Regions from separate parts of the Homo sapiens genome. Here region 1 is linked to region 2. A link is an interaction called in ENCODE POLR2A ChIA-PET data of the cell type or tissue named here. Cell type or tissue: B cell. All regions are shown on one strand. Links, peaks and the distances in the headings refer to the core of each region. The heading gives the core; the rest is flanking DNA. Region 1 overlaps BACH2 (BACH transcriptional regulator 2). Region 2 overlaps BACH2 (BACH transcriptional regulator 2).

Region 1 (9,130 bases), core at 816-8,815, 65 kb after region 2:
CTGCACTGTAGTTCAGGTAACAGAGTAAAACTCTGTCTCTAAAATAATAAAATTTAAACATGTAATATTATATAGCTGTACAATACAAATGATTTTATATAGGTACATAAATGTGATAATAGCATATACACTTTTTGGTTCCCCATTTTTAAAAAAAAAACAACAACTTTTCCTCTTTTGTCTGGATCACTCTCCTCCTCTTTTCCCTTCTCCCATTTTAACTGCACATATAGCCTTCCATTTTTCCCCTGTTTATGTAAATGTACAATTACACACACACACACACACACACACCACACAGTGGGAGTGAGGGGACTGTTATTTTGTTTTTAAAAAACAAAAACATGTTATAGAGTGTTCTCAAAGTGTTAATGCATTAAAACCACAACAACATACCACCTTACCCCAGCCAGAATGGCTATAATGAAAAAGTAAAAAAACAATAGATATTGATGTACATATAGTGAAAAGGGAACACTTACACACTACTGGTGGGAATGTAAATTGGTACACCCTCTGTGGAAAACAATATGGAGATTTCTCAAAGAACTAAAAGTAGATCTACTATTCAACCCAGCAATCCCACTACTGGGTATCTACCCAAAGAAGAAGTCACTATATAAAAAGGACACCTGCAGGTGTATGTTTATTGCAGCACAATTCACAATTGCAAAGATACGGGTTCAACCTAAGTGCCCATCAGATGATGAGTGGATAAAACATGTGAGGAATGTGTGTGTGTGTGTGTGTGTGTGTGTGTGTAATACACATAATTCCATTTCATTCTGTTTTATGGCTGAGTAGTATTCCATGGTGTGTAAATAGAATGCATTCCATTCCATTGGACTGGTGTGTATTCCACACCACACATTCCATTCACACAGTATGGAATACTACTCAGCCATGAAAAAGAATGAAATAATGTCTTTGCAGCAACTTGGATGGAACTGGAGGCCATTATTCTAAGTGCAGTAATTCAGGAATTGAAAGCTAAATACCATGTTCTCACTTATAAGCAGGTGCTAAGCTATGGGTACACAAAGGCATACAGAGTGGTGTAATGGACATTGGAGACTCAAGAGGAGGAGGTTGAGAGGTGGTTGAGGCATGAAAAGCTACCTGTTGGGTACAGTGTACACTACTTGGGTGACAGGTACACTAAAATCCCAGGATTTACCACTATACAGTTTATTCATGTAACCAAAAACACTAGTATGCCTAAAGCTATTGAAATAACATTTTTAAGTATTAGTGCAATTTTAAGTTCATAATTTTAGAGGTATAATTGCTATAAACTTAGAAACATTTAAACATTTAGCTATTTATATTTCTTTTATACTTATTTAACTTTGGAATTTTGAATAATAAATTTTACTCTTAGTTTTTTTGTGCATAATAGTTTTTATATTGATTTTAATAAGTAACATCAATATTTTAAAAAGTTAAATTTTTATTTTTCATATATTGTTTCTTGAAAGTGTATAGCATTTATACTTCTGAAATTATTAAAGTTTAAAATGCACTAAGACTTTTAGAATTCCCTGTTAAACATTCTTTTTTTATGTTTTGCTCTTCTCAGAAAACTGTGTTGAAATCTCTTCATTCAATTGATAAAGCTCTAGAACATTCTTTTTAATGGGTGCATAATATTCCAGTGGGGTAACTATTAGAATTTTTTATTCTACAATTGCCCTACTCATGGATATTTACTTTGGTCTCAGTTTTTTTGGCCATTGTCCACACTGAAATCATAAACATCTTTGTATTTGTTCTTAGATACAGTGCTATTAGTTCTATGGCATTGGTTCCCAGGAGTGGGATTGCAGGATTAAAGAGTAAATGTAATTTTAAATTTAATAGATGATACTATAAATGGCTTTAATTAATCATAATACCTTAGATTTTAGATTCATTGAAAATAACATTCACATGCATTATTTCTTTGATGCCCACAATAACCTTTGAGGTAGATAGAGTGGATATTATTCCCATTTTTCTGATGAGAAGATGGAGGCACAAGATGCTTCATAGTTTCTTATAGTTACTCAGTTAGAAAGACCTTCACTCCAGTCCAGAACTAAGCCTTATCCTCAATAAGCTCCATACAGTCTTTCTTTACCTACATTTTTTGTTTTGGTAGATCAGTTAGAAGAAAACCTTCCAAATCCATCAAGTTAAGAAAAAGAAAGGTACCTTTGGTTATGCCACCAGGAGGGGGCAGTAGTTGAAACACATTTATTTTTCTAAATATTAGCACCCCAGCCCCTTTTAGGGGTTGTATCTTTGTTTCTTTGATATTTGTAATGTCTTAATTTTAGTTTTAGGTTACTTGTTTCGTCATTAAAATCTTCATTATGACAGATGGATACATTTCATTAGTGATCAATTTCTTCCCATTTTTTTTTTAATTTATAGAAATACACACTAGAGTGTCTCCCAAGGGTTGTAATGCACATTGTTTCCTTGGTTCCCTTAAAGAACTCCTTCACATATTCGGAGTCTGACTGACTGTTCAAATGCCACTTTTGCAAACTTACTGGCAATGTGATTCGGGGCAGTTCATGTAGTGCTCAGTTTCCTCATCTGTAAAAAGGGGAGAACATACCTTCCTCCTAAGTATATTTTAACGAGTCATAAAAAATGTAAACCATTTAGCACAGCATGTATCCCAGAGCACAGGCTCAGTACCTACATGTGCATATGTGGTCCCCTGCGGAACCAGGCTAACACTGCTGATAGTAACATGTTGAGTCCAGCCATGTCTCCCAGGAACACACTGGGTGGTATGTATTTTTTAAATACTTTGCATCTGTGCCATTCTCAAAATGCCATCAAGCTCCTCTGCATTTTGTGCCCAAAGCAAGTATTGATGCAGCACAGCTCCTTAAATAAAAGTGAAATTATAGGAAGTCTCATGGCATTTCTGGGTACTTTTTTTTTGAGTGACAAGTGTTTAAACCACAGTGAATACTTTGGTTCCTGCAAGGGTTTGATTGAGAGGAACAGCAAAAAGAAATTTAGTTTCTCTTCCTCCAAGTGAACATTGTTTTCTTAGCTGTCTTTTTTGGGAGTTGGGAAGGAGTGGTTACTGAAAACTAATAGTGTGTGTAAATAGGAGCGAGGAGTACAGTTAGCGTTTACGCACTATTACTAGTAGACACGCCCCAGAAATGGGCTCAGGAGACATCTGGGAACAAACAGATTTTTTCCCTTCAAATATGTTAAGAATCTTTTTGTTTCTAGTGGGAACAGCTGTAGGATTCAGCTGTTTGTTTGTAATCTGATGTCTGAGTGAGGGATGATGTTTAAGATGTAGTATACTAATATACAGAATGTCATCTTAGGTAATAGTGAGGTGGTGAGGGAAGTGGAATGAAGCTGGGAAATTCAGTGTTAGAGCTGACATTTCATTCTCTCCGAGGTTTGTGAAAAGGCCACAGCAAACTTTGCATTTCCCCAGGAAGGAGGGCGGAGGTTCGGTTGGTATCACACCCTGCACATTATTTAAACACTAGCTTGTTGATTTTCTCTTCTGTGAAGAGCAGTTATAGAAAGCGTGTTTCTGGCTGACTTCATCCTGGTTCCCTGCTATTTTGGTCTACAGCACTTGGGAACAGGGAAAGTCCGGGTACCTGCTCTGTGCTGAGAACAAAAGTGGACATTTTCTTGACCAAAAGTGGCTTCTGGCATCCTTTTTCAGAAGCAGTTTTTCAGTGAAGGAAGAGATGTTTCAAGGCCAATATCTAGAAAGAGTACCTAGGTTTATGATTCACAGTACCTTCTTATCAGCTTTAGAGGTCCTTAAGAGTGAGGATATGACATGGGATCTGTTAAGGATGGCATTTCCCCCATGAGGAAAGTGAAGCCCAGAGAAAGCCTGCGACAGCCCAGAGTTGAGGTTAATCAGTGGCAGAACCAGAAACCCCATGTCCTAATGCCTCCTCTAGCATTCTGCATAAGCTTCACAGCCTTCAACCCAGGGTGTAAGTTGGGGGAGATTTCATACGATCCGATCCACATTTCGTGCATTACGTTTCACCAGAGGCCCAAGGAGCTAACGTAGGCAATGGTGTCAGAGACCCAAGTCCTAATCAGAATTCTACCACTTACTAACTGGAAGGTCCTGGGGATGTTAACCTCCTAAATCTCAGTTTCCTCGTTTGTAAAAGAGGTAATTATAAATAGTTCATTGAGTTGTTGTGGGAACTCACGTCATAACATTTGAAAAGCTTAGTATGGGATCTGCTGTACGGTAGGTGCTCAATAGATGATAGTTTTTTTATGGGTCAGGTGCTGTGCTACCCACTGGAAATACAAAGAAAAAATAAGATACCATCCCTGCCCTCAAGTAGTCTGCAGTGTAGTTGGGAAGACAGACATACATGTGAATAAAATAGTGTGCATTGAATGTAATGAGAGCAGCAAGGTGGTCCATAAAGCGAGCAGACTGCAGTTGTTTGAGGAGGCTTCAGAATGAAGTGTTGCACAGATTTTTGAAGATGAATAATAGTGTTAAGGCAGGCAAAGATTCTTCCTTTCAGAAGGAGAAAAGAGTACATAATGTGCTAATACCTGGACCCATGAAATAATATTTTAATATTAACATATTAAATTAACATATTAACATGGAGTTGGAATCAGTTTACAGTGCTGTGGTCTAAAGTCTCCAGCCAGAGAAGCCAGAAGGACGGCAGAAAGGAGGACAATCTAAGTGGCTTGGAGGCTACTCTGGGTGGATATGGGTCAATCCTGAAAGGTTTTTAAGCTGGGAAGTAATATGGTGATATTTGTGTTCTATAAAGATTACTCTGTGGCTACGTGAAGCATGAACTGGAGGAGGCAGGAGCAGGAGGGCTGGTAAGACATAATGAGGGCATTGCATCTGGTTTGGGCAATTGGACTCTGTCACCAAAACTGATTTGGAAGTGATGATGTTGAGCAGTTCTGACGCTTGTAGAAAAAGTGGAAGGAGGTAAGGGTAGGTGGGGATACACACACATTTTTTGGATGGGCCCCTCTTTTCTGCCCCTACATCCCTCTCCTCCGGTGTGTCGTTTCCCTGATCTACTTCAACCTGCAGATCTATCTAGCAGGCACCTCACTTGGGGATTTGTTCCCATACCAGCAAGAAGCTTATAAATTCCTCTGTTAGGCACCTTAAGCTGGTTGAGGTTGTCCAGGTGCCGTGAGGTGCCTCAGAGCTGCCCCTTCCCAGTGTGCACTTTCCACAGCTATCTCCTGTTTTTCGACCACTGAACTCTCAAACTCTCAGTATTTGCATATTCTTGTTTCCTGTAAATTTGCTCCCTCCTTCACTAATCTCTGCTCGCCCTGAGCTCCAGAATTGTCATTCCTGGAGACCTTGGTTAACATCTGAAACTCCTGCTTTGCTATGTGTTTTAAGAATGTACATGTTGGATATGTGATAAAATCAGTACAGCCACTGAAGGGGAAATGAGAACAGGGCTTGGAAGGAAGAAATTTGTTACATTCACAGGTCCCATAGAGGCGTGTCACCACATGCTACGCAGGGCCACAAGGGAAAACACCCGTGTTAGTCAGGAGGCAGAAGGCAGGAGCCAGGGGAGAGCTTGGGCCAGCCACAGCCTTTATTGGAGTTTCCAAGGGAAAGGCAAGGCAGGGCAGGGTTAACAGTTTAGAATTGCTAGTTGAAGTAGTTTGGTTAGGCTCCAAGCTTTCTGGGTGGTCCCTGCTTGCTTGGTACCTGGCTGTGGTATAGTAAAGGCAGAGAAATATTGCCTCTGAGGGCCAGATAGAGGAGGGGTGTCTCTAGATTGGTGAATTTTCTTGTCAAAGGCATGCTACCAGCCGGGCTCTTTGTTATCTCTGAGAATCGGCTAGCCTTGAAAGAGACAGTCTCTCTCTAGCCAGAAAGGTAGTTTTAAGATGTCAAAACATCTAATATGCAGAAAATACAAAATATGTAAAATACATAATGATACCTTCTATTCTTAGTCAACCTGTTTGCCTGTTTATTGATCTGAGATCTGATTTCCCAACCCCCAGCCACTCACCCCCCACCGCCCCAACACTGAGAATTTTGAAAAATTCTCTTTCAAAAGAAGGGATTAGGTTTTTTCCACCAAAAAGTTGTTTTTAATATGAGAAGTCAAGCCTTTTTGACATTTCTTATTAGTTAATATTCTTTCCTTACCAGTTAATTGTTCATTTGTTGTTTTTCTTCTGTCTTATACAGGCAGTTGTGAAAACAAAATGGTTGTATAATTTACCTTTAAAACCTACCAAGAGAGTTTCTTATGATTTCAGTGTAATAGGAAAACCATTGTATAAATGAGAACTCTCAACTTTCCTAGAATAAGGAATAAGAAAAAATAATAAATATTAATTTCAAAACTTAGATATAGAAAAAGAACTTCCTAAATGCCTGTGTTTTCCAACTTGAAGTAACATTGACTTTAAAATGCATTTCTAACAAAGTTCACTCAGGTTCATTTACTTCTTTAGATTATGAAGTATATCATACATGTGGAAGGGAATATATAACATGTAGATACACTTTAAAGGATTAAATAAAGAAAACATCCACATTTCTGCTACTCATCTGAAGAACATTATCATTGCTACTGAAACCCTTATGTACCTCTCTCCTATTGTTTTCTCCTCTCCCCAACTACTTTCCTGGATTTTGAGTTACTTACTGTCTTGTTTGTTTGCTTTTTTTTTTTTAGTTTTACTACATATGTACCACATATAATTTTACCATATATATATCCCAAAGCAATATACTATCTCATTTTAGCTTTTATGTAATAGAATCATACTGATTATTTTGTGACTTGCTCCCCACAAAACACAATGTTCTGAGTTTTATCCAGGTTGACCTGTGTAACTTTAGTTCATTCATTTTCATTGCTATAGAATATTTTATTGTGTTTATTTTACTGTAGTTTATTTAGCCATGCCACTGTCAAAGGGTCCTACATTTTATCATGTATATGGAAACCTTATTGGCTTCCTTATTAATAAAAGTAATTTGTAGATTCTTTATATCATTTACAAGTAATGATAGTTTTTTTTCCCTTTCCAACCCATAAAATGTTAATTCTTTTTTCTTGTCTTACTGAACTGGCAAGAATCTCCAATGTTAAATTAAAATAGTGATAGATAAAACTTTAACTTTTCATTTATATTATAAAGTATGGTATTTGTTATAGGGTTGCTTTGTGATATCCTTTATCCAGTTCAGGAAGTTTCTTTCTATTCTTTGTTTTAATCATGAATGATGAATGTTGTATTTTATTGAATGCTTTTTCTATATTCTTTGAGATAATCATATATTTTCTTCTTTCATCTAGTGAATAACACTGATTGATATTGAAGCAACCTTGAATTATGGAATAACCCAAATTTAGACACATTATTTTTCTTTGGAAATTATTAGATTTGAATTACTAATATTTTGTTCAGGATTTTTGCATTTATGTTCATAAATGAGACTGTCTTATGGTTAGTTTCTCCTTGAGGTTCTTTTATTTTTGGGTTTATATATTTTTGAAGATACATTATTAGGAACATATTATATCTTCCCAGGGAATTAAATATTTCTATTAATATGTGATGGCCCTTTTTATCTCTTTGCCTAAAATTAACTGTGTATGGGTTTAATTTAGCTACACCAGATTTCTGGGTTATTATTTGCCTACGCAGTTCTTCCCCCAGCCTCCTTTATTCAAAGACACAAAAGGCTTTAGATTTGTGCTTTGTAAATCACATAATTGGAATTTGTCTTTTTACTAGCTTTATTAAGGTATAATTTTCATATGATCAAACTCACATATTTTAAGTGTACAGTTTGATGAATTTTGGCAGGTGTGTATAGTCATGTAACCACTACCACAATAAAGCTATAGATATTTCCGTCACACCAGAAAGTTCCTCATGCTTTTTTGCTATCAGTTTCCTTCCCTCACGTCTGGCATTAGGAAACTACTGATCTATTTTTTATCACTATGTTATTTTGTCTTTTCCAGAAAGTCATACAAATGAAATCATACAGTAAGTAGACTTTTGTGTTTGGCTTCTTTCACTTAGTATAATGCCTTTGAGATTCATTTATGCTGTTACACATATCAGAGTTTCATTCCTTTATATTTTTTCAGTATAATTTCACTGTATGGATATACCACAGGTTTTTCGTTTGTTTGTTTTTTAGCTATTCACAAGTTGATGGATATTTGGGTCATTTCCAGTTTTTTCAACTATTGTGGATAAAGTTGCTATGAACATTCACATGCAAGTCTGTGTGGACATATGTTGTCTATTTTTTAATTCAATCAGTCATTGTCTTTTAAGTAAAATATTCAGTTGATGTATGTTGTTTAGCAGATTACACTAATTATTGATTGCACTAATGCATTTATATTCATTTTGACCATATTATTTTTTGCTATTTGTCCTGCTTTTCCTGAGCCTTATTTTTTCTTTATTGCCTTCATTTGGATTTTGCTTTTGTTTTTTTTTTTAAATATAGTTCCATGGTTTTTCTTCTACTAATTTAACAGTTGTACACACCATTCTCTTTTTTCCACGCTTACCCTAGAGATGTTGGCATCCTATGTAACTTAATAAAGTGTTACACTAAACAGTATTCATTCTTTTCTCAAACAGTTCAGTAACCTTAGAGTTCTTTAATTTGGATCATTCTTTTTCAGCCTAACATGCCATGGTTATTTGGTTTATAGTTTTATATTATTTTTTATATTACACATTATTACAATTTGTATACAGTAGCAGCTGTTTTTTATACTCTATTTAAACATAGTCATGTATTTACTATTTTCTTTTCTCACCATTTCTTCTTCTCAGATCATCGCTGTTTTCTGAAGCATGTCCTTTAGAAGTACCTTTAATGAATGTTTTTGGAAGTAAACTTTCTTATTTTTTGTTTGATTGAAAATACCTTCTATTCATGCTTTATTTATGAAAGGTAGTTTTGCTAGGTATACACTTACATATTCAGTATTATTTTCTTTCAGTGTTTTAAAGACATTTTCCCCAGATTTCCCCCAGAGCTTTTTTTATGATGGTCTTCTACAGTTTTACCAGGCTTTGTCTGGGTGGGCATTTCTTTTATTTAACATCCTTGGGA
Region 2 (9,130 bases), core at 327-8,326:
ATTTTGTTTCGGGTGAATGTATGTATCTTAATACACTGTACTACATTAGACATCAATAGGGAGGAATGTAACGCATTTTTCTTTTGTATGGAAATCTGTTGAAACCTATCTTAAAGAGTTTTGAGCAGAAATTGAAGGATGAGCCTGAGGTTTTCTGATTAGTTGGAGAATATTGTTTTCAGTAGACAACAGTAAGAATAAAAGTGGAAAAATTGTATTTAAAATTGATGTTTTATAACTTTCAGAAGTTGATGTCTCCATTTTACACATTATACTTATAAAAGTACAGTAATCAACTCTGCTTTATAACTGTTTTGTGAAGATTATTTAAAGGTCAAGGGAGTGTAGTAGAGGCACAGAAAAACAGAATAAAATTGGAATCCTAGAGTTTATGTGCATTTAGGTTAATTTTGACTTAGTGGCTCCTGGCTCTCACCAATCTGGGTTGAGTGAAGGACCCACTGTTCATTGTGTTCCAGCAGTAGTCACTCAGACCCAGCTTGCCACGTTATCAGTCCAACTTAACTTCTGCCACGTCCCACTCCTCCTCCCTTGATAGCTTCTCTTGCTGACATCCTTTCCACCCCTTTGTGCTGCATTCCTCTGGCACTGCCAGCCTCCTGTCATGGAATGAGGGTCTGGGCCAGGAGACCTTTGGAGAAAATTCCTGGAGAGCAAGTTTTCATAGATTTTTGTCCAATTTTTTCTGTTTCCACCCTGTTACAAATATTTTAATCCAAATATGAAAAATCTTTAAATTCAGACTTCTCTTGTTTCAAATTCAGACTTCTCTTGTTTCAAATTCAGATTATTTCTGATCACCTCATAGCTAGTTCTTGAAGTTCATCTTAGCAGGAACAGAGCTAACTAAACTACTGAATGATGTAAATGAACATATAAAGGCTATGTTTACCTACTTAAGAAATTGCTTTTAGCCAGTTTAGAAATGTCTGCTTACTCTTTTGTTTTTAAATTTAAAAAATTCTTCAGAGATGGGATCTCGTTCTGTCAACCAGGCCGGAGTGCAGTGCCACCGTCACAGTTCACTGGCTACCTCAGCCTCTGGAGTAGCTGGGACTACAGGCACGCACCACAACACCTGGATAATTTTTTTAAATTTTCTTGTTAGAAACAGAGTCTCTCTATGTTGCCCTGACTGGTCTTGAACTCCTGGCCTCAAGTGATCCTCCTGCCTTGGCCTCCAAAAGTACTGTGATTACAAGTGTGAGCCACTGAGCCTGGTTGAAATGTCCACTTACTTTTAAAAATGAATTGTATTTTAAGGAAGAGTTTGCAATGCTTAAATAATTTTCATCAGTTTACTTAAAAAGTACTAAAGCCTTTTTTTTTTTTTAAGACAGAATCTCACTCTGTCACCCAGGCAGGATTGCAGTGGCATGATCTCAGCTGACTGTAACCTCTGCCTCCCAGGTTCAAGCGATATTCTCCCACTTCAGCCTCCCAAGTAGCTGGGATTACAGGCACCTGCCACCACACCCGGCTAATTTTTTGTGTGTTTTTAGTAGAGACAGGGTTTCACCATGTTGGCCAAGCTGGTCTCGAACTCCTGACCTCAGGTGATCTGCCCACCTTGGCCTCCCAAAGTGCTGGGATTACAGGCGTGAGCCACCACACCTGGCTAAAGCCTATTTTTAAAGCATAATTTATATTAGGTATTGTTAATCCTTCACGGTTCTTGTTTGGTTAATTTCAGCAGCTTAAGGAAGATCACTTGGAGCTAGAAAGGCCCATGAGGGTGATGATGGCTCAGAGGGGGCAATAGAAGCAGCTTTTAGGGAGGAGTCAAGTGCAGTAGGTAAACATGGGATGTGTCAGATATGATACCAGCCAGTGGTCCCCATAGCACAGGCAGCAAGTGTGAGGCACAGCACAGAGCACATGTACACGAGTATTTGTGTGCGTGTGTGCGCATGTGTGCGCGTGTGAAGGGGGGAGGGGGTGGTTGCTGTCAGGTGAGCAATATACCCAAATGGAGACCCCAGAAGCAGCTGATACTAATCCATCCAAGTAGGCAGCAGTGTCTGTCCATGAGAATGTTGGGCCCAGCCATTATCCAAGGATTCTAGACCAGATTCTGGAGAGATCACAGCAGAGTTTCTGCTTGACTTCACTGAGCTTCAGTGTTTGAATCTGTAAAATGGAAGCAGTAATAGTAATTACCTCAAGGGGTTATTTTGATGGCTAATTGAAAACATGTATGCGAAGCCCTTGAATACCATCTGGTACATAGTAAGTATTTAGTAAATGTTAGCTATTACTGTATTACATGAAATTGGGAAGACAGTATTTCTTTTTAAATGTCCTATAAATAACCGGGTGCAGTGGCTCATGCCTGTAATCCCAGCACTTTGGGAGGCCCAGGCAGGCGGATTGCTTGAGGTCAGGAGTTCAAGATCAGCCTGGCCAACATGGTGAAACCCTGTCCCTACTAAAATTGCAAAAATTAGCCGGGTGTGGTGGCACATGCCTGTTATCCCAGCTACTCAGGAGGCTGAGGCATGAGAATCATTTGAACCCAGGAGATGGAGGTTGCAGTGAGCTGAGATCATGCCACTGCACTCCAGCCTGGGCAACAGAGCGAGACTCTGTCTCCCAAAAATAAAAAATAAAAAATGAATGTCCTATGACTGAGGTTTATTGCTCCTCAATTGAGCTATTCCAATCAATGAAATTTTACTACATAAAGGTAGATGCCTTCTAATGGTTTTCTTCCCACAGGGATGGTGGGGTGAGATGGGGAACTGTTCAGGTAGTAGACCTGTTCATGAGGAAAAAAACTATTTAAATGCTGAGAAAAGGATGCTAGCTTTTTTGGATCCATCATCATTTTTGCCAAATTCATAGAATTTTTGGCCAGTGGTGTCAAACTTTAAAATTCATAGGAAAAAGAGATTCAGTAATTACTCTGTAATATTAGGGAGGGTGTGGAAATAAGGAATGAACGTTATGTAAAGACCATAATGCTAGTCAGAGAATGTTCCAATGGAAAACTGATGTTTCCTTCTGCCACCAGGACAAAACTTTTGTGATCTAAAGGCAAAACAATAACAAAAACAGCAACAGCAACAAAAACCAGCCTAACAGTCCCAAGTGGTCTTCACTGTCATGATTATTAAGCATTTTCTCCAAAGTCTGAACTACAGTTTGTTGAGGTTTCATTGAAAATGATACTAAAACAAATTTGCTTAAAAGTAAAATGGAGTTATTGGCATCACAAAGATCATAGTCACCTTCTTAAGAATTGCATAACCTTTAATGACTGTAAAGGATTTTTAAAGACGATCCTTGCGACTAGTTATTAATACATTTTTTTGAGGCTGTGGAAATCAGATAATTTGGGCCGGGCACATTGGCTCACGCCTGTAATCCCAGCATTTTGGGAGGCTGAGGCGGGCGGAGCACCTGAAGTTGGGAGTTCAAGACCAGCCTGACCAACATGGAGAAACCTTGTCTCTACTAAAAAAAAAAAAAAAAAAAAAAAAAAATTAGCCGGGCATGGTGGTGTATCCCTGTAATCCAAGCGACTCGGGAGGCTGAGACAGGAGAATCGCTTGAACTCGGGAGGCGGAGGTTGCAGTGAGCCAAGATCACGCCATTGCACTCCAGTCTGGGCAACAAGAGCTAAACTCCGCCTCAAAAAAAAAAAGAAATCAGATAATTTGCCCAAAGTCAACAGCCCAAAGTCAACAACTCCTGAATTTTTTGATCACATTATCTTTCAAGTTTAGTTAGAACCTGAAAGTTAACTGTCCTTCACTTAGGTAGATCATAAATAATGCACTGGTCACATTGTGTAGATATTAAGTTACACTTTGGTAGATGGATTTTTAGATATTGAAAATGATAGATTGGTACAACTGCTTTGAAAGTTTGGCAGCTTCTTATAAAGCTCAAGATAGGCTTAACGTACAATTCAGCAACTACGCATCTAGATGTTTACCCAAATGAGTTGAAAATTTATGTCTGCAGAACAACCTGCATGCGAATCTTGATAGCAGCTTTATTTATAACTGTCAAAAACTGGAAGCAACTAAGGGATCCTTCATTAGATGAATTGATAAACTGTGGTACATCCAGATAATGGAATATTATTCAGCACTAAAAAGAAATGAGCAATGAAGCCACAGAAAGACACAAAGGAACCTTAAATGCATATTGCTAAGTGAAAGAAGCCAGTCTGGAAAGGCTACATACTGTACGATTTAAACTATAGAAAAGGCAAAAGTCAAAACCATAGAGACAGTAAAAAGATCAGTGGTTGCTAGTTCAGGGAAGAGGGGACAGGATGAACAGGTGGAGCACAGTGGATTTTAAGGGCTGTGACACTATTCTGTATGATATTGTAATGGTGGATAGATAGGTGTGTCAAAACCCATACAACTGTGTAACATAAAGAGTGAACTCTTATGTAAACTATATTGACTGTTATGACTAGTTAATCCTATATCATCATTGGCTCATTAATTATAACAGATGTACCATACTTGTGCAAGATGGTTAATAACAGGGGAAACGGGGAAGAGGGAACTTTTGGCTTAGTTTTTCTATAAACCTAAAACTGCTCTAAAAAATAGTCTACTAATAAAAAAAAAAAAAGAAAATCAGGATAGATTGTAGCTTAGAAATAAAAAAACAATACTCCAAGACAAAACAAAACAAAAGCCTTGTATAATGTCTTTCATATAATATTCCCCACCTTATTTCTCTAGTTGTTTTTTAATTTTTTTTTCATTTATCTTATGTGTTATCTCATCAACCTTTAGTAACGGGCAGTTAAAAAAATAAGCAGTTTGGCAACTTCCTGTGGCATACATTTCAGATTGTGAGCAGAGATGCCCACCATGTGACTGGCAGGTGTCCCTCTCCCTAGCCACACCCTGTCCCTCTTTTCCACCTACCCTAGCATTAGTTGTCTCCTACCTTGCTTTTGACAACAGACAGGGTGAAAATGTGGGCTTGTGGCCATTGTGCTAAATGTTTTATTTCTATGTATTTTTTAATCCTTACAGCAGTTCCCATTTTGTAGATGAGGAAATGAGAGCACTGGAAGAGAGGAAATTCCTACCCTTGCAGTCTGACTCCATTCTGATCCTCTATCAGGCTAATGTGAACACACGTGACTCTCTGTCCCAGCCTGCCCCCTGTTGAGTAGGTGGGAGGGGGAGCCATTTGGAGGATTTGGTCCCAGTCCAGGTGCTATTTAAGTGAGCGGTTGATTTTAGCTGTGGTGAATACCACCACCCTACAGGCTAGTGTCTGCCATTGAGAAGTATCATCTCATCATTTTCAATCTATTAAGTGATACATTATCACATTATTATTATACATATATATTATTATATATTATCTGGAAACCATATAACTATAATTTTAGTCAACTCTTTTTTTTTTTTTTTTGAGTTGGAGTCTCGCTCTGTCACCCAGGCTGGAGTGCAGTGGGGCGATCTCGGCTCACTGCAACCTCTGCCTCCCAAGTTCAAGCGATTCTCCTGCCTCAGCCTCCCAAGTAGCTGGAGACTACAGGCGCACGCCACCACGCCTGGCTAATTTTTTCTATACTTTTAGTCAACTCTTAATTTCTAGCCTCATATTGACAAGTGATAGGGTTCAAAAGTAATATCTGTTGGCTTTGGAAATAATATTATATTTAGTATTATATTTAATGGAAGTTAGCAGATTTAGCTTCTTAATAATGTTTGGCTGGAGGCAGTATTAACCTTTGGTTGCTGTCTTGTGGCCTGCAGATGTTTGTAATGCAAGAGATAGGAATTTGGTCCCTAGGAGGGTAAAGCTAAGGTTCACTCTAAGAAAGCCACAAAGCAGACAGTCTACATGTTGAGGATTAAATGTTGATTTTACGTGGGTCATCATTTTTAAAGTCCATTTGCCTTCTTATTTTGTGATGAATATTTAAGATTTTGAAGTACATCTCCTCTTATTTGCTTTGTAGTTCTTATGAGGAAGAATTCCCATTATAGTGGGGCTGAGGAGATAACCATTATTTTTCGTTATGCTTGTTTTCTTAATATCGTAAAGCAGACAATAGCAGGATATTTAATGAAATACATCATGAATTTAATCCTAGACCAAAGCAAAGTATTTTCAAGTATTTTTCATTTTCACATAAATTATATTAAAATTCATATTTAAGTTAAAATTTTTGAGACAGTTTACTTGAAACATAGTAGCATTCTTCACTGATGTTAGAATTACTTTATAAGTTATTTTGCATTTCTTAGGAGGCAAAATAGGTTTTCAAAAGGATTAACATGTGTTAAACTTTTTGATATTTCATTAAAAAAGATAGTATTGGAAAAATGCAGTATTTTTTCATTTACTTCCAAATGTTTTGTATTAAACTTTTTTTGACCTAGTAGATGACTAGTACAAATAGAACTTTTAAAGATTAGGATATACCTGTTACTTGTAAGATGAATTTTTTTAATGCTTAATTCAAATAATAAAATATATCTGTTTTTGTATTTTCTGTAACAATATAGAAGTAGTTCTCAGATTTCTTTTTCTATAAGATGAATTTTTAGATCTTTATTTTACTTGGCAAGTCTAAAATAGTGGTGGTTCTGGGGTTGATTCATGTGTTCGTTTTTCCTACTGTTTGGCTAATTCTTGTATGTGGTTTTAATTTTTTTAATAGCAAATATATATTTCTGTATGTGAATAGTCAGCGTGTGTGTGTGTGTGTGTGTGTGTGTGTGTGTGTGTGTGTGTGTGTATTCCCCCCCCCTTACTATGGAGATCATGCATGTCAGTGCTGAGCTTGGGGAAAACAGAAAAACAAACGTGACCTTTGATCCCTTCAGAGATAACATAATCTCTTAGTCATATAAAGATAAGGTCCATCTCTTAGTCATATAGACGAGATTTATATCTTAGTCATGTATGGCTATATACATAAATATGTGCATATTGCCAGAGATTATTAAAGCATGTACATGCATACATAAATAATTTTTAAAGTGAAAAGAGAATCCTCCTATAACACCTTACAGGGTGGCTATGTTCTTTTAATGTTTCATGGGGACCTTGCTGTAATTTTAGAGCCAGCACCTGGCTCAGGTTCACCCATGACATTTTCAGCTGATCTTTCGCTTGTTTTCTAGTTGACCTTCAAACAGAAAGTTCATAGCCTCTTCTCAGCTGTTAATGTGATTTACTTCTTATGTCTGGGAAGTCAAGATTGTTGCTGAATTCATTGTTTTAAGGGGATTGAGGTCCTTGGTTTAATGCCAGGACATTCCCAGCTGACAGAAAACTAAATCCGCCAACCCTAATTTCAAAGATTACCAGGTTTGTGGCTCGTGGACATCTTAGATCCTAGGTCGAGCAACTCTTAGGCTGTTCCTGGCACACCACATACATATGGGGTTGTGTATTGATTTTAATTCAAGTATCATTTTAGCATTGATTGGCAAACACCCTAGTGGCTTTCAGTCAGTAAAATTCAGTGCAGCAGCTAACCTGCTGCTGCTCCTGCCTTAAAATCAGTATTTGAGTTAGTGGTCGTTTAACTTTGCAATTTTGACTCTGTGTTAAAATGTATACTTTTTCTTAATTTTCAAAATAGGAAGTGAGGTGTGCTCTTCAGGTTCTTGGGCTCACAGCAGGGAGGTTATGAAATATAAATGAAAGGAGACACTAGATGAGCTCCACACAAGGCAGTATCACAACTCACTCCCCCAAGAAGGAAGCACATCATCATTTCTTACACCGTGAGAAACAGCCATCTTGTCACAGGAAAATGAGATTGAAGAATTAGTCTGATTAAAAACAAATTACCAGAGTTGCTGTTCAGTTAGGTGGCCTGCAGAATATTAGCAGCTGTGGTTGGAAAGCCATCAGGAGTTTCTCTCAAGCAAGACCAAGCTGGTTTCCTTAGATCCCTGTCTTGTGTCCCAGCCTGTTTTATGCCTTCACCACCCTCACTTTAGCTTTTTCCCAGTAGGAAACAATGGCAAGGTAGAGGAAGAGTTTTTAAATTCATTCTTATTAGGAGTGAGTTTTTTTCTTTGTAGATATTAGTAATCTAAAAGTAGAAGTAGTGTAAATATTTTTTACAGCATATAATTCAATTGCACATCAGCAGTTGCGCTATCTGTATATGCAAATACTCTAAGAAATTTAATATTTTATCAAAAGCCACAACTCCAAAAATGAAATCTAATGACTTGTTTCTATGGTAACCACTATCGAAATATGTCTAGCCAGTGTGTGTCTTCCCATAATTTTTCTCTAAGAGTTTCAGGGAGTTCATTAAATTTGCTTTCCCAACATAGATAGATGATCGATCGATCGATAAGAGAGAACAGATACATTTTTCCCCCTAATGGGGTTATGAGACTATTATAAAATTCTCTTTAGCTTCGTATAGAGTATGACTTCATTCTTAGACATGAATGTATTTGGCTAAGGGACAAGCCTATTGTTTTATAAATTTAGTTTAAACCAGTAATAAAGCCAGGTTAGTAATAATTTCTAAAACGAGATTAATCTTGCTTCATAAATATTTTCTGGTATTTATATATGGAACTGTTGGATTGCACACACATTGATTTCTAGAATGACCCATGTCCTTTTAAAATTGAAATTCATTTGCTGTTCCTTTGAGACCTTGTTAGATTTCTTTATTGCTCGTCCACCGTTGTCTTTGTTATCTACCAGGGCGTTGAGTGTCTGTCCACCTTGATGGAGTTCTGACCTGGATTTGATCAACATCCCCTTGTGGCCTTTCTTCCTTGTCAGAGGTTGTGTGCTGCAAATACAATGAAAGTCACAACTTATTTATTTAGAGATCTTGACATTTCCCAGCAGGTTCATTCAGAAAAGCTGACTACAGTGTTTCCAGAGGTACAGAAGAGATTCCATTGCATTTTACATTTAAGAGAAAGTAAACTATTGGTTTGGTAAATTTTTCACCAGTCTCAAGGCCTGTCATGTCACAAAACAAACAGATGTGGTCAGATATTCTAGTGATATAAGTGTGCATTCACCGTGAGTATTAACATTATGGCAGGGTTCATGGAATTCTCTGGTTACATTCAAAGGGAAACATTTTGTAAAGTAAAGTGGCAGGAAATAGATACTGAGGAAA

What was found. ChIA-PET counts read pairs that join two places held together with the same protein. Peaks named below come from ENCODE experiments on the same cell type or tissue, not always from the same donor. Only the 100,000 strongest peaks of a DNase experiment are listed, where the experiment ranks them.
Region 1: POLR2A ChIA-PET joins it to region 2 with 11 read pairs; 4 of 35 experiments call an interaction of 5 or more read pairs at or near these places.

What each region holds. Positions count from the first base shown.
Region 1 is chr6:90,172,493-90,181,622 of GRCh38, reverse strand. The region is part of intron 4 of BACH2 (BACH transcriptional regulator 2); the gene reads left to right. Among named protein-coding and RNA genes, the nearest start is that of BACH2, 120 kb to the left of the region's middle. RefSeq lists a cis regulatory region at 7,817 and an enhancer at 7,745-7,889. In B cell, for the core only: CTCF peaks have their summits at 2,019 and 2,218 (motif pointing right); DNase peaks (open chromatin) are centred at 2,222, 2,872, 5,532, 7,892 and 2 weaker places; H3K4me3 peaks cover 2,785 bases; H3K27ac peaks cover 7,558 bases.
Region 2 is chr6:90,237,423-90,246,552 of GRCh38, reverse strand. All of the region lies in intron 3 of BACH2 (BACH transcriptional regulator 2), which reads left to right. Among named protein-coding and RNA genes, the nearest start is that of BACH2, 55 kb to the left of the region's middle. In B cell, for the core only: no CTCF peak of the experiment used is centred there; a DNase peak (open chromatin) is centred at 5,175; H3K27ac peaks cover 4,277 bases.